5 separate regions of the Homo sapiens genome follow, and regions 1, 2, 4 and 5 are each linked to region 3. Evidence: chromatin loops called from intact Hi-C (ENCODE). Cell type or tissue: PC-3. All regions are shown on one strand.

Region 1 (5,000 bases), 270 kb after region 3:
TATTTATGGAGCTAGACTGTGAGCTCTCTGAAGACACTGACGATCTGATTCAGCTCATGTCCCCAGGAGCTGGCATGGAGTAGGTGTTCAATAAACATCTGCTAAAAAAAAAAAACAAAAAAAAAACTAGCCCTATAAAGTATATAGGGCTGGTATTATGATCCTCATTTTGCAGCTAAGAACACTTAATTCAGAAAGGAAAAGTCACTTAATGAGGGTCGCATGGCTAGTAAGTGACTCATGCTCTCTTCATTGCCATGATGCTTACATAACTACCTCCCGTTTCCTGCTGTCTCTTGAGTTTGGTGATCTACAGAAAAGAAAAGGAAAACTGAAGAAACAATACAAACACTTCAAAAGTTTAATGGATGTTTCTGAGCATCTATACATCGCCTTCTTCTCAGAACAGACATTGAGGACAGTCCTATAATTCACTATTATCAGTGTATCTACTTTAACTTGGAGCCCAGGCAACCAAGCACTAAATTAACACTGCCCTGTCTCTGCAAAGGTGATGGGGGACAAGACGCCTTGTAACTTTGAAGAAGAGATTTACACACCCCTGTGTCTCCCATATAAATGGACTCAAGAGCTGCAGCAGTCCATAAATGATCCTTTCTTTCCACTGTTGATAGTTGAAGGCAGCCGTTTCCAGCTTCTTGCCGGTGATCACTCTGCTAAAAATAGCTTTGATGCTGTCACATGCAAACTTGAACAGAACCTGAAAGCAGTTCCCCTTTTAGTTCTGAGCTGGTTCAACTTTAAAAGAGAGGCAGCTGTGAACACACTCCAGCGTGTTTACATGATGCTGAAGTAGTTCAGCTCGTAGTAAAAATACCACTGAAAAGGGACAGGCTTGGGTTTGCAGCCTCTGCTGACGACATTTCTTCCTGCTGAGCTGGAGCCCGGGAAGGGGCGGGAAGGGGCGGTAAGGTTAGCAGGGAAAATCCAAAATGTCCAGTTTGAAGGGGAAAGTGGCTGTGAGCAGAACCGCGGTGAAGACAGGAGAGAGATGTTTGTTGAGATGTGAGATTTCTGACTATGGTGGAGGTGGGGGCAGGAGAGGCGGCAAAGATCATATAGAAAAGAGAACTTAGACAACAGGGGGTGCTTTTTAAAAATTCTGTTAAAAATATCTAAGGGCTGTTTTTTTAGAAATCAAGGAAACAAAGGATGAAATACATTCAACATCTTGGCCATTCATTTGATACCTTATGTTGGTTTGCTGGGCAAATGGATGATTCTGGATGTGTTCTGAAAACTGGGCCCAAAACTAAGGATAAAGCAGAGTATGGGCTTGGAAACCAGAGAAAACCTGGGCATTCAACCCGGCTGCTCCTCGTCTGGCCCCCATAAAACTTGGCTTAAGCACTGGTGTCTCCCAGACCTTCTGCACAGAGCTGGGAGTTAAGTGAGAAAATACACACCGAAGTGCCTGGTGGAGCGGGGGACCCTGACCCATAATAGACAACGTCCTTTAAAAACATATACCCAGAGGAGAGGAAGCTGACAGTGATCTGCGGACAAATCTGGAATACAGTGTAGTTTCTTAAAAAAAAAAAAAAAAAAAGTACCAACCAAATAAATAGTGTTTTTTCTTCCTTCTTAATTCTATGTGGCCAAAGCATGACTCACACTATATTTGCTTATGAAATGAGAATTCATTTTACGAAGTTGTCCTAGAAAACTTACGCTGAGCCCGGCTGATCTGGAGGGGACGAGAGGAAGGCCTGGCCAGCACCAGGACGGATCACACAGGCCGGGTGCTGGTGTCTGTACCCACTGAGGGCCACTAGGAGATGGGAACTGAGGTCATCGATGGTGAACTCGCGGCTCCTGCTTAAGAACCAGAATCCTGACTTCAGACGTTTATGCTGGAGCTTCACATATGTTTCAGAACCCATCGTTCAACAAAAACCTCAGATTCATCTTAAGAGCCCTTGAGAAAAGGACGCCTCTATGACATCACTGTCCTACCCGATGAGTTTCAGTACCATGAGCAGATGACATGTGACCCAAGTACGAAGTGAGCAGGTTCTCTAAACAAGCTATAAATTTGAGCAGCACACTGAGGTTATATTAGCATAGGAATTTATCACGTAAGTTATATGTTTGAACAACAGAACAGACTTAACATACTGCTGTATCTTTAACTATCATTTTTTGTTAACAAGACAAAAGAATTTACAGTTTCTGCCAACTGTTTTGTTGGCCCCTAATACCACGATTAGCTGTTGCCAGGCAACCATGAAGCATGCTTCCTCCCAAATCAGGAAGACCCACTGCTAAATCTAGACTAATTATAAAAGGAGACAAATATTTAAAAGCCTTATATTTATGAAGGATTTGGGAGGTGCCCTGATAAGAATGATTCTTATTAAACGGATCTAACTAAATACAATGCATATGTCTGCAGTGCATTGTCACAGGTTTTGTAAAACAATTTAGGAAAACTGAATGTTTCTGCAACTTTCCTAATTTCCCTCAATAGGATACTAAACAAAACCAGGTGTTTATAATTTGTGGAAGCATGTCTTTTGCCTACTTCTCTAAGAATAAGGATGAAAAGAAGCAGCTGAGAGACCTAAGCCTTTTAAAATACATATATATTTGCAAAGAAATTATGAGAACACCACCACCATTTTCACAACCCTTACAGAGCTATGTGCATATAATGCTCAGCAGCTTTCCTCTCAAGTTTCTGCCTTTGTCTGCATTCTCAATTCCCTCTATTTCAAGAGTCATTTAGAATTCTCTGTGTGGAGAAGAGTTTTTCAGTCCCTGAGGCGAGCCTCCTTGCCATCAGCACTAAACTGCTGGTGGCAGGCTCCAACAACCGGAGTTCTAATGTCTAGAGACCCTGCTTCATCCCCAAGAGGGGAGCTGAAGAAACAGAAAAGCTCAACACACACACACACACTCACAGACACACAGACGCATGCACACACACACACACACACACTTTGGTTCTCTTTTTTTTTTTTGAGACGGAGAGACGGAGTCTTGCTCTGTTGCCCAGGCTGGAGTACAGTGGCACCATCTCGGTTCACTGCAAGCTCCGCCTCCTGGGTTCACGCTATTCTCCTGCCTCAGCCTCTGAGTAGCTGGGACTACAGGCGCCCACCACCACGCCCGGCTAATTTTTTTGTATTTTTAGTAGAGACGGGGTTTCACTGTGTTAGCCAGCATGGTCTCAATCTCCTGAACTCGTGATCCGCCCGCCTCAGCCTTCCAAAGTGCTGGGATTACAGGCGTGAGCCACCGCGCCCGGCCCATTTTGGTTCTCCTTCATATGCAAAGTGGAGTTTTCTCCCCAAAAGACAAAATTCTGACTACAAAGTCAGAACTAGGACGGGGGTTGGCAAATTATGAACCAAACTGTACTAGCTGGAAGCTAAGTATGGCTTTGACATTTGGTAATGGTCAGGGAAAAAAGAATCAAAAGAAGAATATTATTTCTTGACAAGTGAAAATTATATGAAATTCAAACTTCAATGCCATAAATAACATTTTATTGGGACACAACACACTCACTTGTTTATGTGTACGTCTATTTTGTGCTAAACAGTTACTACATGACCCTTCATAGAAAAAGTTTGCAGAAGCCTGAAGTGGAAGACAGAGTAGTGACATTTTAATCTTGAAAAAGAAATTGATTTTGGATTAACTTTAAACGCGACCAAAACAAAGCAAATAGGCCATGTCCCACCCAATGGCCTGAAACCTAGGTTGCTCTGAGTGTGTGTGTTACTCAGTGACTGTCCTACCAAAATTTCCAGAAAACAGTCCCTGTGGAACGCTAATCTAATTATTATTAAATGTAATAATCATTACTTGGAAGCTTTCTGATTTCACTAACCCAATCCTCTCTCCACCTCCACACACAAATTCAAAATGTTTTTCTTAAGATTGTTTCTCCTCTGTGTTACTAATGGAACAATCTGAGGCACTCATCAGACTGTCTATGTAAATCTACACCTTTTTTTAAGCTGAAATAATTCTGGTTATTAAAAACAAACATGGGTACTGTTTGTAGGTCTGAGAGGAATATGGAATCAATTATATATATGTGTGTAAATAAGGCCGCCCACCAGATAATGCTGGATGGCCGGTGAACTTTGCTAGAAAAGTGCTGATGCAGATGAAAATTTGGACAGGCTCTCGTGAAAGTCGGAAACACCAAAGGTCTCTTTGCTTTTGCTACCCTCTCTCCCTTCGGTTCTCCATTTACCGAGCCACAGTATTTCTTAAAGCTCGTTGGCAGCCTGCACCTCTGCTTATTCTTGGGAGACACGTGTTTGCATCCTATTACAACCCATAGTTTTTGCATAACCATGGTGAGAGGAACCATCCTTCCCAATCCCAACCTCAACCAAAGCTTAGAAAAAGTGCCATTCTTAACCTTTCAGAATCACTCATAAGTAAATCCTATAGCAGTCTCTGCTAATGCAAATTTCAATGTGTGCCCGATATAGGTAACTTTTGTACACTCTGCACCGACATAAAGAAAAGAACAAAGATCTTCAAGTTTTGTCAGTATTTGCATTTTTGGAAGAAGAGCATGAAAATAACATCAAAATGAAAAATTAGGCCGGGAGCAGTGGCTCACACCTGTAATCCCAGCACTTTGGGAGGCCGAGGTGGGCGGATCATCTGAGGTCAGGAGTTCAAGACCAGCCTGGGCAACATGGTGAAACCCTGTCTCTACCAAAAATACACAGTTTAGCCAGGCGTGGTGGCACCCGCCTATAATCCCAGCTACTCGGGAGGCTGAGGCACGAGAATCATTTGAACCTGGGAGGTGAGGCTTCAGTGAGCAGAGACTGTACCACTGCACTCCACCCTGGGTGCCAGAGTGAGACCCTGTTTCAAAACAAATGAACAAACAGACAAACAAAAAGAAGACAAATGAAAAAATTGTATATTTCTGTCCCTAATCCTGCAGGATGGAATTAGCTCTCCTAAAATGAGCTCGAATCTTCTGGAATTTGTTCGAGATG
Region 2 (5,000 bases), 98 kb after region 3:
TAAACAACTAGACAAAACATATGAAACAATACCTTTCAGATATTAGAAAACAGATAATACAGAAAGTAATCCCCAGGGGAAGGGAAACAGGGGAAGTAATTTTCAGGCTACAGAACAGGGAGGGAGAACCCAAAGAGAGCTTGATGGTCTTCCTGAGTTGACGAGACAGAGTTGAGAATTTGAGAAGGCCAAGGAAGCTAGAATTTACAAGGCAGGATGCCTTAGAGAAGAGCACTGCACAGAGAAGAAAGAGCTACACAGAGAGAAAGTTCTGAAGATCTGCAGAGGGTTCCCCTTGATTGGCTACTGACCAGTGCAAGTGCATGCATGTGAGAAAACTACCCGAGCAGGAAAAAGAACCAACAAAAAGGAGCAAGCTGAATAATCCCTGGGACTCACTCGGGCTAGGAATAGTTCATGTTCCCACCAGCCGGAATAGAAAAACGTCATAATATACAAAATATACAGAAGGGTATTGTTTCAATAATAAGAAAACTTTATCCCTAAAGTCTGCTCTGGTCCCACCTAAGAAAGCTCAAAAGCAAGCCTCAAAAGGATTGAAGAAATTTAGCTGCCTACCAGAACAAATGTCAAGAATATTTGAAGGGAAACAAAAATATCCAGCATCCAACAACACAGCACCTAGTATTCAGTAAAAAAAAATTACCAGGCGTGCAAAGAAGCAGGAAAACATGCCCCAAATGAAGAGAAAAATTGATCAGTAGAAACAGACTCAGACATGACACAGATAATATAATTAGTAGAAAAGGACATTAAGCCAGTTATTATAATTGTTTTCCATATGCTCAAGAAGGTGGGCAAAAGCATGAGCATGCTGAAGAGAGACACAGAAAACATTAAAACAAGAACCAAATAAAACAACTAGAGATGAAAAAGATAATGTCTGCAATAAAAATACACTGCACAGGATTAACAACAGATTAAACATTGCAGAAAAATGCTAATAAACTTAAAGACAGCAATTGAAACTATCCAAAGTGAAACAGAGAGAAAAATGACGCCCCAAAACGAGCAAAGCGATCAGTGAGCTATGGAACAACTTCAAGCAGCCTAATATATATGTAACTGGAGCCCCTGAAGAAGAATGAGTAGGAACAGAAAAAATATTTGCAGAAGTAATGGCCAAAACTTTTGCAAATTTGAAGAAAACTATAAATTCAGGCTTAAGAAGCCTAGGAAATTCCAGGCACGAAAATCAGGAAGAAAATGATACCAAGGCACATGAAAAATTGAATTGCCTAAAACTAGTAGTAAAGAGAAAATCTTAAAAGCAGTCGGGGTAGGGGGAGGAAGTACACTTTACATACAGAGGGGCAAAAGAAAGGATGACAGCAGATTTCTCACCAGAAATAGTGTTAGGTTAGAAGACAAGACAGATGTGTCTTTAAAATCCTGAAATAAAAAAAGCTGTCAACCTAGAATTCTATACCTAGCAGAAGTATCTTTCAAAAGTGAAAGCTGACAAACTAAAAGCTGAATGAATTCATCTCCAGCAAACCCGCACTACAAGAAATATTAAAGTCCTTTGCACTGAAGAAAAATGATACTAGATGGAAACACCAAGAAATAAAGAGCATTAGAAATGTTATCTGTCTGAACAAATATAAAAGACCTTATCCTTTACTTTAAAAATAACTTTAAACACTAAAGCAGAGGATCTCTTTCTCCTGCCATTTAAATTGTCTATTTTCTGGAGTAGAGAATTCACAGAACTGTGAATCCATGATGTGAAATTTCAGCTTCTTGCAAATGACTGAAGGCAATTATTTACCTCTCTAGAACTCAGTTCCCCTCACTTGTCAACAGGGGACAAGATGATAAGCTAATGAATAACACAATCCTTTGTAAAATTAAAAGCAGCATATAAACATCACTGGTCTTCCTTTAATTTTGCAGTCCCTTCCAAGAAAACAGCTTCGCATGGTGATGTTGAGGCCTGCCCAGCTGGTGCTGATGCTAAGATCTGCTTCCCAGGCAGCAGGCCTGTGCCTCCATTTACCCTCAAAGGAGAATCTCCCTCCCTCCTTAGGGGTTGGGGAGATGCCCTGAGAACACACTTTCCCTTTCAATATAATCCCTTATTCTGGTGCCCCTCACCCAATACTCCTGCAAAACCTAGCAGTGCCTCAGTTGTTCTTGCTAGCCTTGCCCAGTGAGGGATTTGGGCTCATGGAATAACATTCTTTTCTGGCTGGGCACGAAGCAAGAAGTTGAGCCTCATTCAGAGTGGCAGCAGGCCAGGCCTTCTTGCCTGTTGGCTCTTCCTGTTTGCTCAGGCCAAGGCAGCACTGGGGTGACCCACACCGAGGGCCGCACCAGTGGGCAAAGGGCCAGGCCCAAGTTTGAGGTTTAGGGGTGGTGAGTCATGCTGGAGTCATGGCCTGGGCTGGGAGAGGCACCGCCACTCCAGCAGACTGCTCAGAACTCTGTCCCTCCAGCTTTCCTTTCAACAAATATCTTCTGGGTACCCACTTGTATACCCGACTCAGAGTCAGGTGCTTTCTATACATTGTTGAATTTCTTCTTTAAAATGGCCTGTGAGATTGGTCTTTATATTCCCATTTCACAGGTGTGGAAACTGAGGCTCAGAAGGGTGAAATTGTAGGTCCAAGTGCACACAGCCAACTGCAGACACAGCTGGATTCAAGCCCTTTTTGAACCTGTATGTCACTCTTCCTGCACGACCTGGATGTTTGCATACTCACAGGGCACAGGGGACTAAGGTGGCTTTGGAAGCAGAAGCGGGAGAGTAACAACAGCTAACATTTATAGAAGGGCTACCATGTGCCAGCCACTGTGCAAACTCCTCACAAGAATGGTCTCATTTCATCCTCGAAGGGACCCTGAGAACTAAATACTAGTATTTTCCTTATTTCTCTTGTGCAGCATTGCATAGTGTGCAAGGGGTGGACTGGGCTTTGCAGTAGATCCAATACTTTGTCCCAAAGAGACCACGGATCTTATGTTGGTTCCCCCAGGAATGAACCTGGAGACGGTGTAGTTTAATTGGGAGGGGATCCCAGGAAGCACTGAGTTGGGGAAGGTGGGTAGGTGGAGAAACAGGAAAGTGCAGGAAGCATGTAAAAGGTATGATGTGGAACAGGTTGCTACTATGGGCAATGGGGTCTTTATTCCTCCTGGAACCTTTGGAAAACAGCATGGGGCAGTGCTTCTCAAAGCTGAACACGCACTCGAAGCTCCTGGGATGCTGTTAACATGCAGACTCTGATCCAGAAGCTCAGGGTGGGGCCCAAGACTCTGCATGTCTAACAAACTCCTAGTGATGTCAGTGCTGCTGGTCCCTGGACCACACTTTGAGTAGCAGGGTTGTAGCACATATCTCAGAAGTGTTTCACTAGAAGGTGGAGGGGGCTGGGATTATGAAACTCCAGCTTCCATCTCTCCTTGGCTGAAGGCTGCGGGGAGTGGGGCTTCTCTGCTCTCCTGGCCCACCTGGGAAAGGCCTTTAGGTAGCCTGCTGTGTGGTGGGCAGTCCTTTGGCAGGTATTGCAATGTGAATGCCAGCGGGCCTGGGAGGACACTGACAGCTTCGACTCCACTGTGGGATTGCCCTGCGTGCACTGTCCTTCCAGCTCACAGGACTCCCGCCTGCCCCTCGGTGGGAGGGAAGCCTAGGTGTGCCCACGGGCATGTGCTGAGAGCAGCTGAGCCAGTCAGGAATAGCCACTCCTCAGCAGGGGTCCCAGGCAGTAACCACAAAAAAAACCTCTGGGCTGCTCCTAGAGCTAGTCTGGACCTCCGGATTCCTGAGTGGGGCTCCTCCCCATTCCTGCAACCACTCTTGAACACAGAAGTTGGGGGGCAGCTTTAAAAACACTCCAGTCATCAGGGGGGGTCTTGGCAGGGACTCAGCCAGAATCCGTGGACATAGACCTGTGGGGCTTTGTGTTCTTGTTTGGCCTGGCCTGGTGTGATCCCGGGAATGCGTCACGGAGGCTCCTCCCCACAGCGCGGGGCTCCTGAGGAAGGTGGCAAAACATCTTTCTGGCTCGAGACCTGCTCATTGGTCAGGGCACAGTCCTGGTCCCTTGGCAGACATCAAGAACCTCCCAGGCCCAGGGAGTGATGGCATGAAGTCTCTGCAAATGAAGGGGCTCAGGCAGCAGAACAGTGGCCGCCTCAGCCAACACTGGGCAGTAGGTGGGGCAGGGCTAAGCCTGCAGGTGAGAGAGAGCCTGGGACCTGTGTGGAGAGCTTCTCAGGGACAGGCCAGGAGGCAGGGATGACAGCTGGGGTGGAGCCTCCCTCACTGCCTCCTGGCCTTTAAAAGATGACTCGGCGGCTTTTCTTTAGGTGTGCCTCCAAACACCTGGGTTCAAGTCTTAGCTCTGCCACATAATAGCTATGACGCCTCAGGCAAATTATTTCACCTGTTACATCTCAACATCATCATCTGTCCAATGGGAATAGTCATCCTCCCATCACAGGTCATGAATGAGACAACACTGGCGTAGCACTTCATACAGGCTGCGCTTTGTGGTAAATGCTCAACAAGTGGGCGTTGTTCTCATGGAATAATGGGATACTCTTTTTCTTCCCACTGTATTTACTTTTCAACTCAGGGGACGGGGTTCTTTAGTAAAGTGGATAAAGTGCCAGACTGCTAGCTTACTAGAGCATAGGAGCTCTGCTCTGAGAAGAGGTCAATATTAACAGAAGAACGATGTGTTTGTCATGTAAATGCGCTACCGGGAAGAAGCCGGGACACCTAAGAAAGCCAGAGTAGGATGTGGAAATTCTGGAATGGAGCCTGCGTCCTGGAGGGTCAGCTTTGAAGCAGGGAAAGAGAAGAGCAAGAGGAGACCACAGAGAACAGGGGGGCTCCAGGATGCCCACTGGAGGGGCCTCTGTGTGACCAGCAAGGTGAGTTGACAGCAAAGGTAAACAATGTTTAGCATTCTCTCTGGGCTCTGTGCATATGGGTGCCCCGGATCAGGAGCCAAGCCACTGGGGTTCAA
Region 3 (5,000 bases):
AAGGGGAAACCAGGGGAGGGTGATGTGTGTGATGCTGGAGTCACTTGTGTTCAGGAAGGCCACGCTGCTGCCTGCTATTTGGAGAGTGGGCTCCAGACGAGAGGGTGGAGTGATGGGTGGAAGGTGGAGGTAAGAAGCAGGGAGGGATGTTAGGAGGCCAGTGCATTGTCCTGGAGAGGTGACTGTGACTGTGACTGGAATGGGGATAGTGGCAGTGAAGAGAATCAGAATGGTTCAAAATATACTTTGGAAGGGACCCATGAGGACTCCTCGGTGCTCTGTGGCATGCCAGGAGAGCCCCTTGGACATGCTGCACAGCTTCAGAGCTGAGCCAGGCCCTCAGCAGCCTCCTGCTTCTGATCCGTGGCTGCGCGAGGGTCTGCAGGGTCAGAGGGAAAGGATGGCTTCACTTCCGCCCACCTCTCCTGCTTCTGTTTCTGGAGGGATTGTGTTGTGCTGCTGTTCTCCAACTGCTTCTCGTCGAGTGAGTAACTAAGGAGAGGTGTATTAGAAACTTTTTGTACCCTCCTTTTTTCTCTGAATGGCTGTAGCACTTACCAGCCTCTTGGCCATACCGTCAACATTCAATTTGTACTTGGGGATTGAGCCATCACTCCATATAATCTCAGGAAAGGTGAGAATCAGGTGCATTCTCACCTCTACCTGTTGCTATCCCATATCAGCTGTCAGGTCAGCCAAGAGGCTCTATAAACTAGGAAAGGGGAAGATGGTTTGTTGGTTATTGCAGCACTATTCACAATAGCAAAGACTTGGAACCAACCCAAATATCCATCAATGATAGACTGGTTTAAGAAAATGTGGCACATATACACCATGGAATACTATGCAGCCATAAAAAAGTTCATGTCCTTTGTAGGGACATGGATGAAGCTGGAAACCATCATTCTCAGCAAACTATCGCAAGGACAAAAAACAAAACACCACATGTTCTCACTCATAAGTGGTAATTGAACAATGAGAACACTTGGACACAGGAAGGGGAACATCACACACTGGGGCCTGTTGTGGGGTGGGCGGAAGGGGAGGGATGGCGTTAGGAGATATACCCAATGTAAATGACGAGTTAATGGGTGCAGCACACCAACATGGCACATGTATACATATGTAACAAACCTGCACGTTGTGCACATGTACCCTAGAACTTAAAGTATAATTAAAAAAAAAAAAGGGGGAAGATGGGAAAAGTAAGTTCCCTCAACCCTAATACAGGAAGTTGGAAAAGCCACACTGTCAGTACAGTCCTCAAATACAAGAATTATCAAACAGTAGCATCAAAAGGCACAATGGGGGCTGAGTGCAGTGGTTCTCACCTGTAATCCCAGCACTTTAGGAGGCTCAGGCAGGAGGATCACTTGAGCGCAGGAGTTTGATACCAGCCTGGGCAACATAGTGAGACCTTGTCTCTACAAAACGTAAAAAATTTGCTCAGTATGGTGGCACACACCTGTAGTTCCAGCTATCTGTAGGCTCAGGCAGGAGGATCAATTAAGCCCAGGAGTTCGAGGCCACAGTAAGCTATGATCACACTACTGCACTCCAGCCTCACAGAGTAAGAACTTTTCTCAAACAAACAAGCAACAAAAAAAGAAAGAAAAAGGCACAATGGTGTGGCTTTCTGGCATGTAATACCCTCTTTTATCTTCCTGCCTAGCTGTATGTATGCCACCACCCATCTGTTGTGTGCTCATGGCAGACATTACAAATCAATCAAGATGCTTTGCCTCAAATTGAACTTTCAGGAACACTCTCAATACTATGCTTTGGGCTCTTCAGTTGACTAAGGTTGGTATGGAATGTGAAACTTATTTGCCATCCCTATTCTTGACTGTTTAATCAAGATAATCAACTTGGGAAGATTCCTTTTTTTTTTTTTTTTTTTTTGAGACGGAGTCTCATGCTGTCACCCAACCTGGAGTACAGTGGCATGATCTCGGCTCACTGCAACCTCTGCCTCCTGGGTTCAAGCGATTCTCCTGCCTCAGCCTCCTGAGTAGCTGGGATTACAGGTGTGTGCCACCACACCCAGCTAATTTTTGTATTTTTAGTAGATATGGGGTTTCTCCACATTGGTCAGGCTGGTCTTGAACTTCTGACCTCAGGTGATCTGCCCGCCTTGGCCTCCCAAAGTGCTAGGATTACAGCCATGAGCCACCGCACCCAGCCACTTGGGAAGATTCTTCAAGTGACCATTTGGTCAAGCGCCCAAGCTTTTATGTAGGCAAACCTCCTAGTTATCCTAGGCAGGTGGTGGCCAATTCTTTTAAAGATTTCCATGGCTCTCGATACCCCCATCATACTCCAGCACCCATCCTGCCCTGGCTTATCCTGACAAAAGATTTTTTCCCCCACATTTACCTGAACTCTGTCTTCCTTGCTATTCAGAGAAAATGAAGAAGGAAAGAGAAAGAACTACAGAATTACCAGGATACAAGGAATTTGCTGTTAAGATCTTCTTAACCTTCCAGTTGCTTGGGAATCATTGCCGTAGGGTGTCTCTGTACTCAACAGAAGGGTGAAGACGTTTTAGCAACAGTAGCAAAGCAAATGATCTTGGACTTACAGTTTCTTGATTTCCGATGATTAAGCTTCTGCACATACCAACCCCAAGACAGGGTCATTCTATAACTTCTTAATAAGGTTAAGGTATTTCGACTACTTGGTCTTCAGTTTCCCTCAGTAATAGAGACACCAAGATCCTATTGCTCTCCAGCAACCAGGCAGGAGAGATTTGAGTCAGAGGAAAGCACGAGAGAGAAGTTAAGAACAGCAATTTCTTAAGTCATAAACGGAGTCAGGACTGTAAGTGTGATTTTCTGTTACCTGCCCCAGACCTCATGGAATTAAACTTTCCTGCCCTGATCCCTTGGATTCGTTTCTCCAACCCCACTCACCTAGCCCGGCCTCCCCGAAACACAAATTGGAATGGCGTTGGCTCCCGGGCACACTAGGGGGCGCCAGCGGGCTTGTTTTCCAGGATGGCCCTAAAATTCTCTCCAGCGAGGAGAGGACCATGACGGCCAGGCCACGCTTGCTCTGAAAAGCGCCGAGCGTGGAAGGGTGTCTTGGAATGGGGTCTAAAAGGGAGAACGACATCCTTATGACTTGCTTTAGGCTGCTTTCTGGATGTATTTTCAGAGCTGGGGATGAGGAGAGGTTGCGTAAAGGTGCCGGCCTGCTGCTGGCCGGGGCTGGCAGCCTTTCAGCCGCCGCGGGTGAGTCAACACCTGGGAATTGCATCCAAGGGCGGCCCTTTCAAGCTGCCTGGAACTTTCTGCCATCACACTGAGGCCACTGTTTGACCCAGTCCCGGGCCAGGGAGGCAGGAGCCGATCACGTCCCAGGGCAGTGCTTCTCCCTGGCACTGAGTCCGTGGAAAGAGGCTGGGAAGGTTCTTTCCACACTTGAGGGCTGGCGTTGGGAAAATAGGGTAGTGCTCTCCGCCCCAGTGAACAGCAAGAGCTCACTTCCCCCAGCAGACTTCTGCTCCACTGGCCTACTTTCAGCATGGAGTGGAAGGAAGCCAGCTCCAGGAGGGCAGAGGCTTCCTCTCCACCCCTCTCTTCCACAACCTTCAACAGGCGCCTTGTTCTCCCCGGCCAGGGAACTGCGGATGGTGACCATCGTTTCCCAGCCCAGCAAGGGGAAATGAGGGGAGGAAATAAACGCAGGGTTTTTATTGCCAAATATTTCTTTCCCTGGGAGGACAACGCATTCAAACCGCTGAGTGGAGATTGGAGTTAGTCCAGCCATAAACCATCTTAATGAACACTAATAGAGAACCGCAATTATTGTTGACTTCAAAATGCAAACAAGAACTTTAGACAGTGATCCCTATCAGCCGGTGAGGCCGGGCACAGATGCCGGGCGCTGTTTTTGCCGTTGCTTAGCAATGGAAAATGAACTGTTCCTGTCTGTTACCACTGGAGGTGGAGGTAGGACAATGAGCTTTATTGGACAGAATAGGTATGAAATTAGTTTATTCTTTTTCACTTGGAGAAGGCAATTGGCAGCCAAGAGAGTCACTCGGAAAAGGGGTATTTTAGAGGTTGAGGGTGACTTTCCTTCTCATTACTTCGGTAAATCCTAACCACCTTGTTTTCCTCTACAGATAAAGTTTGAACTTTTGCCGGGAGTGTCCCTCCAAAACGATCATCAATCAGACAGAATAGCTGCAAATACCAACTCACAGACCAGGTTGGGAATTAGGGTGAGGAGAATGAAATCTTGGGTGCAAAATTTAAGGGAATGCCAAAAAACTTAGTAGCCAGGATAAATAATAGTTTAATGCAATATTTTTTAAAAGTCAAAATAAATGTAAAATAACCATGGTAAAAAAAAAAATCAGATTTGAAATAAAGAGAAGCTCAATATCACTGATTTTTATTTTTCCTTTGGCTTCAGGCTTTAATATGGCACAGTGCGTCAGTGCCACAGACTTTTTACCGCACCAAACACATTTGCAACACGGACAGTTTTGGGAGCTGCTTTTTCCTCAGCAGTGTTGATGCTATGGAGTACAGAGCCCTGTAGCTGGGCAGAAGGGAGTGTCTCTTTCTGCAGTTCTTTAGTAGGCTTCTTCCAGGATAGTAGAGAGGCAAATGGTCTTGGGGAGGAACCTACCTATGCTTCCAGGGCAGTGACACAGGAAGTACTAAGGTACAGGAAGTACTAAAAACCCAGGGCTCAGCAAACACAGACAGTCAGGTGAAATTGCCCAAAACACTGTTCCTCAGACAACAGGGACAGGCCCAGAGCTGGCAGTTTATGGTAAAATTATCTCCTCTTTTGTTATTGGTATTAATAGTAACTCCTATATATTGAGAACCCTTAGGTGGAATCACATGGAATCGCCAATATTGAACCTTTTTTGACCTACAAACCCAATGTATATGGTTTAATCCAATGTATGCTGAGTATGGGAGGCTGAATAATGAACCCCAAAGATGTCCACATCCTAATCCCTGGAACCTGTGAATATT
Region 4 (5,000 bases), 180 kb after region 3:
ACCTTCCAAGGTCTTCCATAAGCAAAGCTCATTTATTCTTATTTTCTCCTTTTATTTAACAGATTGTTATTCTCAATCCTGCATCTTTGTCAACTCCCTTCTTCCCCTAAGAAATTCCTGCTTAATACTTGACAGGCACTGATATGGTTTGGCTCTGTATCACCACCCAAATCTCATGTCGAATTGTAATCCCCACATGTCAGGGGAGGGAGGTGGTGGGAGGTGACTGGATCATGGGGGTGGATGTCCCCATCTCGTGACAGTGAGTTCTCACGAGATCTGATGGTTTAAAAGTGTGGCACTTCCCCTTCTGTCTCCCTCCTGCTTCCATGTAAGACATGCCTTGCTTCCCCTTTGCCGTCTGCCACCATTGTAAGTTTCCTGAACCCTCCAGCCATGTGGAACTGTGAGTCAGTTAAACCTCTTTACTTTATAAATTACCCAACGTCAGGTATGTCTTTATAGCAGTGTGAAAACGGACTAATAAAGGCATTATTGGAGATGCTCAGAGCTTCTAACTTTGTGTTTGCACATGTGTTCCCATGAATGTCAGCCCCATGAGGAAAGGGCCTTGTCTTTCCTTAGCCCGTGTTCCCCGAGAGCATGGCACCACATGCAGTGGGCTGTCATCAAACATCTGGCGAGTGGATGGCTGCGACTCTTACCACGTACTGGAAGTACAACTTGGGGCAATTTGACGTAACCGCTCTGTGCCTCAGTTTCTTCACCTGGAAAATGTGATAATAGCACCCCCTTCCCTTACAAACAAGTTGATACACGCAAAGCCCTTAGAACAGCGCCTGGTTTGTAGGCATTGTCAATGAATGTTAGCTACTATTACAGTTGTCATTAAAGCTGTGTTGGTTGGATATTCCATTTGACCAATAGGATATGTATCCAGCAGCGCCCCTGAGATTGCTGGGATGCAGCACTGAGGTATCATTGGGCTAGGTTTGCCAGAAGCTGTTAGGAGAGAAGTCTCAGGCAGGATCCTTGCCACTTACAGAACTAATCATCGGTCTGCAGTTGACTATTTTTTTAAAATTATAATGATGTATATAATTCCATACTGATATCAACTGATGAGCTGAACTTTATGTTTGCTTTGCTCCATTTTGCTATGCTTTTTGCAAGCCACACCTTCCTCCTCCTTTCTTCTCATCACATTATTCTTCTTCCTCTTGCGAGGCCCAGCAGATCTCCCAGAGAAGCCACATGCTTTGGATTCATTTGCGGCCTCCCTTGGTTCCAATTCAGACCATGGAAAGTGGCAGAGCAGTTGAGGATGCAGGCTCTGGATTCAGGTGGCATGGGTTCAAATCCCGGCTCCAGTACTTACCAGCAGTGTGACCACAGTCAAGATACTTAACCTCTTTGTGCTCCAGTTTTCTTATCTGTAAAATGGGCTGAGGATTAAATGAGCTGGTGTGTAGAAAGCATGTACAGAGTAGCTGGCACACAGCACTGAATAGTGCTGCACCATCTTCAGATCTAAATGATACAACTAAAGCATCACCATTTTCAGGACCCGCAATGCAAGCTGTGTGCTGGTGATACGACTGATTTTTCCTGGCTGCAAATACACACACGGCTCTTTCCATACTACCTACTTCATACTACCTACTGTACACCAGCCTGGGTCACGAATGTGTATTCATGGGCTGGATCGGGAAGAGAGCGGTGGCCATGACTGTGGTAAAGATGTCTGATCTGGACCTAGATGGTACCCTGTCCTTGGTCCCCCAGCATCTCTCTGGGGCTGACCTGCCAGGCAACTGAGCATCAGTACTCCTATCAGACGAATTTCTCAATTGTATCCAAGTGTTAATACATGCTTTGAAAGACGGCCAGAAGAATGCCCTGAGAACCATCAGAAAGCAAAGATTAGCTCCAGGTGAGGCAGTTCTACTACACAGGCTAACGTGATAGAACGATGACTGAAAAATCACCAAGGGGAGGCAACCCTGACAGCAAGGAAAAAAATAAAAATTAATTACAGCACTCTATGGAGAAGGTGTTCAAACCCTGAAGCTTATGGAATCAGGCTGGTAGCTGAAAGTGAGTTCAGGGATGCATTAAAAACAGAACCTATTTTTACACCAACAAGCAGCAGAGGCAATAGGTACAAAACTCTCAAACGAAGGCAGAAGCCTGTGTGTGTAATACAAGCCCTAGTGTGGTGTAAGGGCCACTGAGAATTACCACTAAATGTAGCGTGGATTTTATTATTTGACAGTAAACATAGTGGTAACAATGATTATTTTGTTATAATGGTAGTTCTATTCCAGCGAAGTGTCTTAGGCTAGCATTTCCTCCTTTCTCTTGGATGGTGTTCTATTGCTATGACAACCAATAACATTTTGCACACCACAGAGCACTATATCATGTATCACCACGGCAGAAAAGGAAATGCCATACTGTACTTAAAAGCCACCTTCTTTTCTTTCTCTCTTTTAAAGTCTGTTATCACTCCCCATGCATTATTCACTATGCCATATTATATATAACCTTTACCTTTGGTTACAGTCAGATTTGTGATATATGAAGCAAAAGCCAGAAAGCCTTGCAAATCCCTTAACATTTTCTAACAAATAAAGGATAACCAAACTGTATTATTCTGATTTTTCTTCAACACAGTCATAAAGAACTTGATTTTGCCAACTTCCTCACTGGATCAAAGGCCTTTGTCAGACTTTCGCCACTGTTTGTCTTATGCAGCAAGATCTCTCTCAGTGACACGGCTGGGAAGTAAAGTATCCCCTCTAAGAGAATTTTCCAATACAAGAAGCATCACCTCTTAAAATATCATTTTTTATTTTAAATATTTTAACCAAATTAAAAAATCACATCATACACCAACTTCCCTGTCTATATAATCTTTTTTTTTTTTTTGAGATGGAGTCTTGCTCTGTTGCCCAGGCTGGAGTGCAGTGGCGCGATCTCGGCTCACTGCAAGCTCCACCTCCCGGGTTCACGCCATTCTCCCACCTCAGCCTTCCAAGTAGCTGGGACTACAGGCGCCCGCCACGGCGCCCGGCTAATTTTTTGTATTTTTAGTAGAGACGGGGTTTCACCGCGTTAGCCAGGATAGTCTCCTGACCTCGTGATCTGCCCGCCTCGGCCTCCCAAAGTGCTGGGATTACAGGCGTGAGCCACCGCGCCCGGCCTACACAATCTTTTCTTGAGAACTTAGTTGTCACCGTGGAAACCCATCACTGGCCATTGCTGTGGCACACAGAGCTCTCCAGAGCTGATGTCACCTGAGAAGTACCCTGCCTATGCCCACTGTGGGGCTGGGGAGCTCTGGACAGAGTCAACTAAAGCTGGGAATATACCAGCTCATTTTAACATCTGTCAGCGTTGCCTGGTCCCCCAAGACAGGAAATACATGAAAATTATGCACAATTCCACAGAGTTTCAAGGTCTTTGGATTCTAATGGAAAGACGCTTACATATATTAAGATACAAAAAAATGTAAATCCAGTCTAGTGACAGCCAGAGGGCAGGGGACGTAGACTAATACAAGTGGACAGAGAAATCCGTAATGTTTACCGTGAATCTAAGGAGTGTGGGCCACATGAAATCTGCCTCTTTATTTTGTGGCCTCATTTACAAATGACTATAAAAAGGAGCTCAACCCAGGAGTCAGGGGCACAGACACCCAGCCGAGCTCAGGAGGACACCTGTTGGTCACCGAAACATCTCAGCAAGCCGGGAAGGCAGCCCCACCTTCCCACCCAAATTCACCTAGGAAGGCGATGCCCAAAACTACCTGGGATGACACAATTGATGGTTTCTTTAGTGAAATAAACATCATTTTCTTTGCTCTTCTCTCCTACCTCCCTCTACCCTTCCTTTAAAAAATAAAATAAAATAAAAATTTTAAAAAAGGAAATAATTGGGGGCAAAAGTTTTGCTGAGAGTATCTAAACTATGGAATCTGCCTTTAGTGTTTCTGTAGGATAAGAAACAATTTGGCCTCAATTTTTTTTTCTTTTTAAACAGAGACAGGGTCTCACTATGTTGCCCAGGCTGGTCTTGAACCCCTGGGCTCAAGCAATCCTCCCACCTTGGCCTCCCAAAGTGCTGGGATTACAGATGTGAGCCACCGCAACTGGCCTGGGCTTGGTTTTTAAAAAATGTGAACTGGAGAGCCAGATTTACTTACTGGTCTGTTATTTCCTGCAATCTCAATGACCGTGAGGCTTGTGACTGAGGCACAAGTTGAGTTGAGCCACTGTATGCTAGATCTATGAGGATGGGAGGCCGAGGGTGGAAGGGAAGCTGGCGAGGCTGTGTCGGGTGGTCCTGAAGTCGGCCTCCAGTGGGAAGAGCACTAGTCCCTGGGTGGGCAGGTGCAGACCACGGGCTGTGGTTCCAAGGCCAGACCCCATGGCCTCCTGCCTCCCCTTTCCCACAGCAAAGGTCACCACAAAGGCCAGGGGCAGGTTCTCCTGGGAGATCGCCCAGGGTGCAGGTTGCTGATGGCTTCCTACATTTCGGGTGAGAAGGGGCCTGCTTGTCCACCTTTGTGAGCTTCCTCAGGGCGAAGAAGAATTAGAAATTCCGAGGACTGAACTGCATTCCTGGGCAGCCTCCAGGAGCCTCCAATTGCTCAGACTTTCCTTCTTAAAGTTGCCAGAAGCCCCTGGTAGGTCCCTTTCAGAAAGCATCTGATTTGGAATTTATAGCAATTCTCCCACTGGGCAGTCGAGGGTGAGAGGTGGGCCGGGTGCGGCGCTGGTTGCTGGGGAAGAGACGTTTCCAAAGATCCCTGAGGTGTGGAAGTCAGGGGGAGAGGCGTCCTCATGGGAAGCAGGTCTTTCCATGCTTGGACAATTTGTGTGAGCATCTTTTACCCCCAGGAACATTTAGAATAAAGCAGAGAAATGCTTAAGGAAATCAGGTCTGTAGAATGAATTCCTTAAACAAGACATCAATGCAGATCAACATATCGATGCAGATCAATGTATCAATTGTTCTAACTATTTGAAATACTC
Region 5 (5,000 bases), 470 kb after region 3:
GCTTTAGTCTGTAGGTTGCCTAACGCTACACAGCTAATGAAACACTGTCCCCTCTCCCTCTCCCTCTCCCTCTCCTTCTCCCTCCCCCTCCCCCTCCCCCTCTCCCCACGGTCTCCCTCTGATGCCGAGCCGAGGCTGGACTGTGCTGCTGCCATCTCGGCTCACTGCAACCTCCCTGCCTGTTTCTCCTGCCTCAGCCTGCCGAGTGCCTGCGATTGCAGGCGCGCACCGCCACGCCTGACTGGTTTTCGTATTTTTTTGGTGGAGACGGGGTTTCGCTGTGTTGGCCGGGCTGGTCTCCAGCTCCTAACCGCGAGTGATCCGCCAGCCTCGGCCTCCCGAGGTGCCGGGATGGCAGACGGAGTTGCGTTCACTCAGTGCTCAATGGTGCCCAGGCTGGAGTGCAGTGGCGTGATCTCGGCTCGCTACAACCTCCACCTCCCAGCTGCCTGCCTTGGCCCCCCAAAGTGCCGAGATTGCAGCCTCTGCCCGGCCACCACCCCGTCTGGGAAGTGAGGAGCGTCTCTGCCTGGCCGCCCATCGTCTGGGATGTGAGGAGCCTCTCTGCCTGGCTGCCCAGTCTGGAAAGTGAGGAGCGCCTCTTCCCGGCCACCATCCCATCTAGGAAGTGAGGAGCGTCTCTGCCCGGCCACCCATCATCTGAGATGTGGGGAGCGCCTCTGCCCTGCCGCCCCGTCTGGGATGTGAGGAGCGTCTCTGCCCGGCCGCCCCGTCTGAGAAGTGAGGAGACCCTCTGCCTGGCAACCGCCCCGTCTGAGAAGTGAGGAGCGTCTCCGCCTGGCAGCCACCCCGTCCGGGAGGGAGGTGGGGGTCAGCCCCCGGCCCGGCCAGCCGCCCCGTCCAGAAGGGAGGTGGGGGGGTCAGCCCCCCGCCCGGCCAGCCGCCCCGTCCGGGAGGTGAGGGGCGCCTCTGCCCGGCCGCCCCTACTGGGAAGTGAGGAGCCCCTCTGCCCGGCCAGCTGCCCCGTCCGGGCGGTGAGGGGCGCCTCTGCCCGGCCGCCTCTACTGGGAAGAGAGGAGCCCCTCTGCTCGGCCAGCCGCCCCGTCCGGGAGGGAGGTGGGGGGGTCAGCCCCCCGCCCGGCCAGCCGCCCCGTCCGGGAGGGAGGTGGGGGGGTCAGCCCCCCGCCCGGCCAGCCGCCCCGTCCGGGAGGTGAGGGGCGCCTCTGCCCGGCCACCCCTACTGGGAAGTGAGGAGCCCCTCTGCCTGGCCAGCTGCCCCGACCGGGAGGGAGGTTGGGGGGGTCAGCCCCCCACCCGGCCAGCCGCCCCGTCCGGGAGGGAGGTGGGGGGGTCAGCCCCCCGCCTGGCCAGCCACCCCGTCCGGGAGGTGAGGGGCGCCTCTGCCCGGCCGCCCCTACTGGGAAGTGAGGAGCCCCTCTGCCCGGCCACCACCCTGTCTGGGAGGTGTACTCAACAGCTCATTGAGAACGGGCCAGGATAACAATCGCGGTTTTGTGGAATAGAAAGGCGGGAAAGGTGGGGAAAAGATTGAGAAATCGGATGGTTGCCGTGTCTGTGTAGAAAGAGGTAGACACGGGAGACTTTTCATTTTGTTCTGTACTAAGAAAAATTATTCTGCCTTAGGATCCTGTTGATCTGTGACCTTACCCACAACCCTGTGCTCACTGAAACATGTGCTGTGTCCACTCAGGGTTGAATGGATTAAGGGTGGTGCAAGATGTGTTTTGTTAAACAGATGCTTGAAGGCAGCATGCTCGTTAAGAGTCATCGCCACTCCCTAATCTCAAGTACCCAGCGACACAAACACTGCGCAAGGCCGCAGGGTCCTCTGCCTAGGAAAACCAGAGACCTTTGTTCACTTGTTTATCTGCTGACCTTCCCTCCACTATTGTCCTATGACCCTGCCAAATCCCCCTCTGCGAGAAACACCCAAGAATGATCAATAAAAAAAAAAAGAAAAAAAAAAAAAGAAACACTGTCCCTGAACCCATCCACTCTACACAGCATGGACAGCAGCTGATTAAGCAGTCAATCAGTTTAGCTTAGAAAGCCACCTAACAGCATAATGGCAGAGACCTGAAAACAGTAAGCATTGGGCTAATCTGGAATTCCAAGGTGGTAAGGTAAGATGCAGGCAATCGGAGCTATCGAGTTGCCCCACCAATGGAAAATGGCAGTGACAAATGGAGACTGCTTTCTATTAGAGTCCTTAGCAGGCCAGGTAACACTTGAGAAATTTGAGAATTTGGCCACAACTAGAAACCAGTGTTCAATAATCACTCCACCATTGAGCCAGGGCTTTGCTGAAAAGGTCTTTCTATTTGATTGCAAACCATACATCAACTTGCCTTAACTTTATTGTAAGGAGAAATCCAAAATATATTCTGAAAGAGATCAACCCTAACTTTATTTAGGTCATGCTGCTGCCATACACAAACAATGAGAAGTGTGTGACTAATTCAGAAACAGCAAGGAAAGGTCAATGCCCAGTTTATTTCTTAACCCACAGTAATCTGTGAGTAATATGAAGAGGCATTTGCCACTACCTGCTCATCAATGCTGCAGTCTAAATGAACAGAAGGAGGGAGACAATTTCACACTCATTAAAAAAAGAAAAAAAAAAGGCACACTAGTATGTAGTGACGTAAGCCTGGAAATGACACATTTAAGGACAGCTCTCAAAAGCATTTAGATAATGAAGCCTCAATAACTTGTGAAGTAGAAATGATTGTAACTGTTTTATCAATAAGCAGCTTGATGTTCACGCATGGAAAGTCATTCACCCAGAGTCCCTCAGGAGTTAACAATAGTTAAGCCAAATAGTTAGACCTGAAAACTCCAGGCTCGGGACCCAGGCCACAGGGCTGTGTGTTTTGTTTTGGGAGGGTGGGCCGACTATATGATGCCCAATCCTAGCATAAACCAGTCAATACAATACAACATCTGTGCTTGTCATGAAAACAGGCATTTCCATCTACCCTTGAAGGCAACCAGCCTTCCGCATCTGGAACCACTGGGTGCATAAGGGACCTGGCAATAAATGATGGGAATTTGGCCTATAGGTGAATCACCAGGCTTGTGGCTCAGCTCAAAGCATACGCCCTGCTGAACGGAGGAGTGGCATTATGTGCACACAGAGAAGGCAGCACCGTTCCCTGTCACAATATAGACTTTGTAATACTCTACTATGAGGAAAGAACATCTTCTCTGAGCACACTGAAGAAAGACAGCCTAGAAATTCCACAGAGCCAGAGTATCAGCTCCCAGAGGCACCTTCCCAGTCTACACCACCCCAGAGAGAGATTGGTCTGATGGATGGGGAAAGCGGTGTTGAAAGTGGCACTCGCTCAGAAAAGCCGAAGAGCTTGGGCAGAGCAGAGAATGTCAGCATCATTCTCATCTCCTTGCAGGTGAAACTACAAGAAAACTGAGGCCAGCAGGCAATGAAGTAGACATGTTTTGAGCAGCCCCCAGGGCTTCTGATGCCCAAAGTCACAGATGACTCCAGACCATTGCTTCTCCAATGTTCGTGGGCCATGGATCACCTGCAGGCCCTGTGAGATGCAGGTTTCGATCCAGCAGGTGTGTGGTAGGGCTGAGATTCTGCATTTTTAACAAGCACTCAGGAGATGCCAGTGCTGCTGGCCCTGGGACCATGCACTGAGGAACAGGATCTGGAACAGCACCACTGTGCCCTTATGATTTTAGGCCTTTCCTGCCTTCCACATGACAGGCTTTGCATGTGGCAAAGAATAAAACAATCGCTATGGATTGGCCCTGTGGAGGGATGTCATATCACCTCCCTGGACACCCTCCCACCAGTTTTACATCACCTGCTATCTACCCCCAGCCTCCGCTCTACCCCCACTGATACTGCTCTGAGCTCATCTCCTACTTCCCTCCCTCTCACTCTGTTCCACCCACCCTGACCTCCCTGATAGTCTTGGAGTGGACCAGGTCCCTATCAGTACCTCCACACTGGCTGAGCATCGACCTGCCTTTCCCTCCCCTCCATCAGTGAAGGAATCTGCCCTGCCCTCTGGGTCAAAGTTATAGCACCCATGCTTGCATCTCCTGGACCTTGTTCCCTGCTTCATCTTTATCCATAGCACTTACCACTATTTGCAAATTATATACAGTTTTTTTTGTTGTTGTTTGTTTGTTTGTTTGTTTTAAGATGGAGTCTTGTTCTATTGCCCAGGCTGGAGTGCAGTGGCATGATCTCAGTTCACTGCAACCTCCACCTCCTGGGTTCAAGCAATTCTCCTGACTCAGCCTCCCAAGTAGGTGGGATTACAGGTGCCCACCACCACGCCTGGCTTATTTTTATATTTTTTGTAGAAACAGGATTTCGCCATGTTGGCCAGGTTGGTCTTGAACTCCTGACCACAGGTGATCTGCCCGCCTCGGCCTCCCAAAGTGCTGGGATTACAGGCATGATCCACCACGCCCAGCATTGTCCATCTCCCCACTAGGATGCCAGCCCCAAGAGGGCAAGGATCTGGTCTGTCTCATTCACTGCTGTATCCCAGTACAGGACACATAATGGGCACTGAAATATTTGCTGAATGAAGAAAGAGTTTAACTTTTAATGAAAACTGTAAAGTGCCAACCATCAATCTCAAGGACACCAATGAATTGTTTGCTTACATCTGCTATAAATAGTTTTAATCTGAATAAATGACTTCTTCGAGATTTCAAAATGACCCATTGTGGCAGATTGCAGGAGATAGTTTTATCCTGTCATGCAAGTATGGACATCATGGAGAAGGGCATGTTTCCCATGAAGAAGGGCATGTTCCCCATGTTTCCCAGCTCTCATTCACCAGTCAGCTTAATGGAATTCCCCCTTCCTCCCCATAGAACCCACATGGATGAGAGGCGGATAGATATCAGCAGGCAGACCTCCTCCTGGGAGAGGCCTCTCACCATGGGGGAAGATTAGAGAAAAGCAGGAGGCAGGAAGGAGAATTCCTCCATGATGCACATGAAAACCCTGAGGCTCAGGGAAGTTGAGT

Evidence for each region. Hi-C counts contacts between places; a loop is a spot of excess contacts. Peaks named below come from ENCODE experiments on the same cell type or tissue, not always from the same donor. Only the 100,000 strongest peaks of a DNase experiment are listed, where the experiment ranks them.
Region 1: it touches region 3 in a loop (9-fold over the local background); 7 of 110 quality-filtered maps call a loop at or near these places.
Region 2: it touches region 3 in a loop (4-fold over the local background); 9 of 110 quality-filtered maps call a loop at or near these places.
Region 4: it touches region 3 in a loop (6-fold over the local background); 18 of 110 quality-filtered maps call a loop at or near these places.
Region 5: it touches region 3 in a loop (6-fold over the local background); 3 of 110 quality-filtered maps call a loop at or near these places.

Annotation. Positions count from the first base shown.
Region 1 is chr14:89,303,394-89,308,393 of GRCh38, forward strand. All of the region lies in intron 3 of FOXN3 (forkhead box N3), which reads right to left. Among named protein-coding and RNA genes, the nearest start is that of FOXN3-AS3, 44 kb to the right of the region's middle. RefSeq lists enhancers at 323-392, 423-482, 583-782, 1,696-1,965. In PC-3, no CTCF peak of the experiment used is centred here; a DNase peak (open chromatin) is centred at 248; H3K4me3 peaks cover 1,885 bases; H3K27ac peaks cover 2,434 bases.
Region 2 is chr14:89,135,386-89,140,385 of GRCh38, forward strand. No RefSeq gene overlaps it. Among named protein-coding and RNA genes, the nearest start is that of TRA-AGC15-1, 160 kb to the left of the region's middle. RefSeq lists an enhancer at 4,042-4,963. In PC-3, no CTCF peak of the experiment used is centred here; a DNase peak (open chromatin) is centred at 2,346.
Region 3 is chr14:89,037,552-89,042,551 of GRCh38, forward strand. LOC105370615 (a long non-coding RNA gene) reads left to right here. Exons shown (of 3, transcript XR_944128.3): 1 at 1-4,228. Among named protein-coding and RNA genes, the nearest start is that of TRA-AGC15-1, 61 kb to the left of the region's middle. RefSeq lists a silencer at 2,868-2,927 and enhancers at 3,228-3,347, 3,399-3,955. In PC-3, CTCF peaks have their summits at 2,975 (motif pointing right) and 3,192; DNase peaks (open chromatin) are centred at 3,280 and 3,780; H3K4me3 peaks cover 2,028 bases; H3K27ac peaks cover 1,662 bases.
Region 4 is chr14:89,218,949-89,223,948 of GRCh38, forward strand. The region is part of intron 4 of FOXN3 (forkhead box N3); the gene reads right to left. Among named protein-coding and RNA genes, the nearest start is that of FOXN3-AS3, 130 kb to the right of the region's middle. In PC-3, no CTCF peak of the experiment used is centred here; no DNase peak of the experiment used is centred here.
Region 5 is chr14:89,505,197-89,510,196 of GRCh38, forward strand. It overlaps a transcript of FOXN3 not described here. Among named protein-coding and RNA genes, the nearest start is that of FOXN3-AS2, 69 kb to the right of the region's middle. In PC-3, no CTCF peak of the experiment used is centred here; DNase peaks (open chromatin) are centred at 2,125, 2,475 and 3,055; H3K4me3 peaks cover 983 bases; H3K27ac peaks cover 2,152 bases.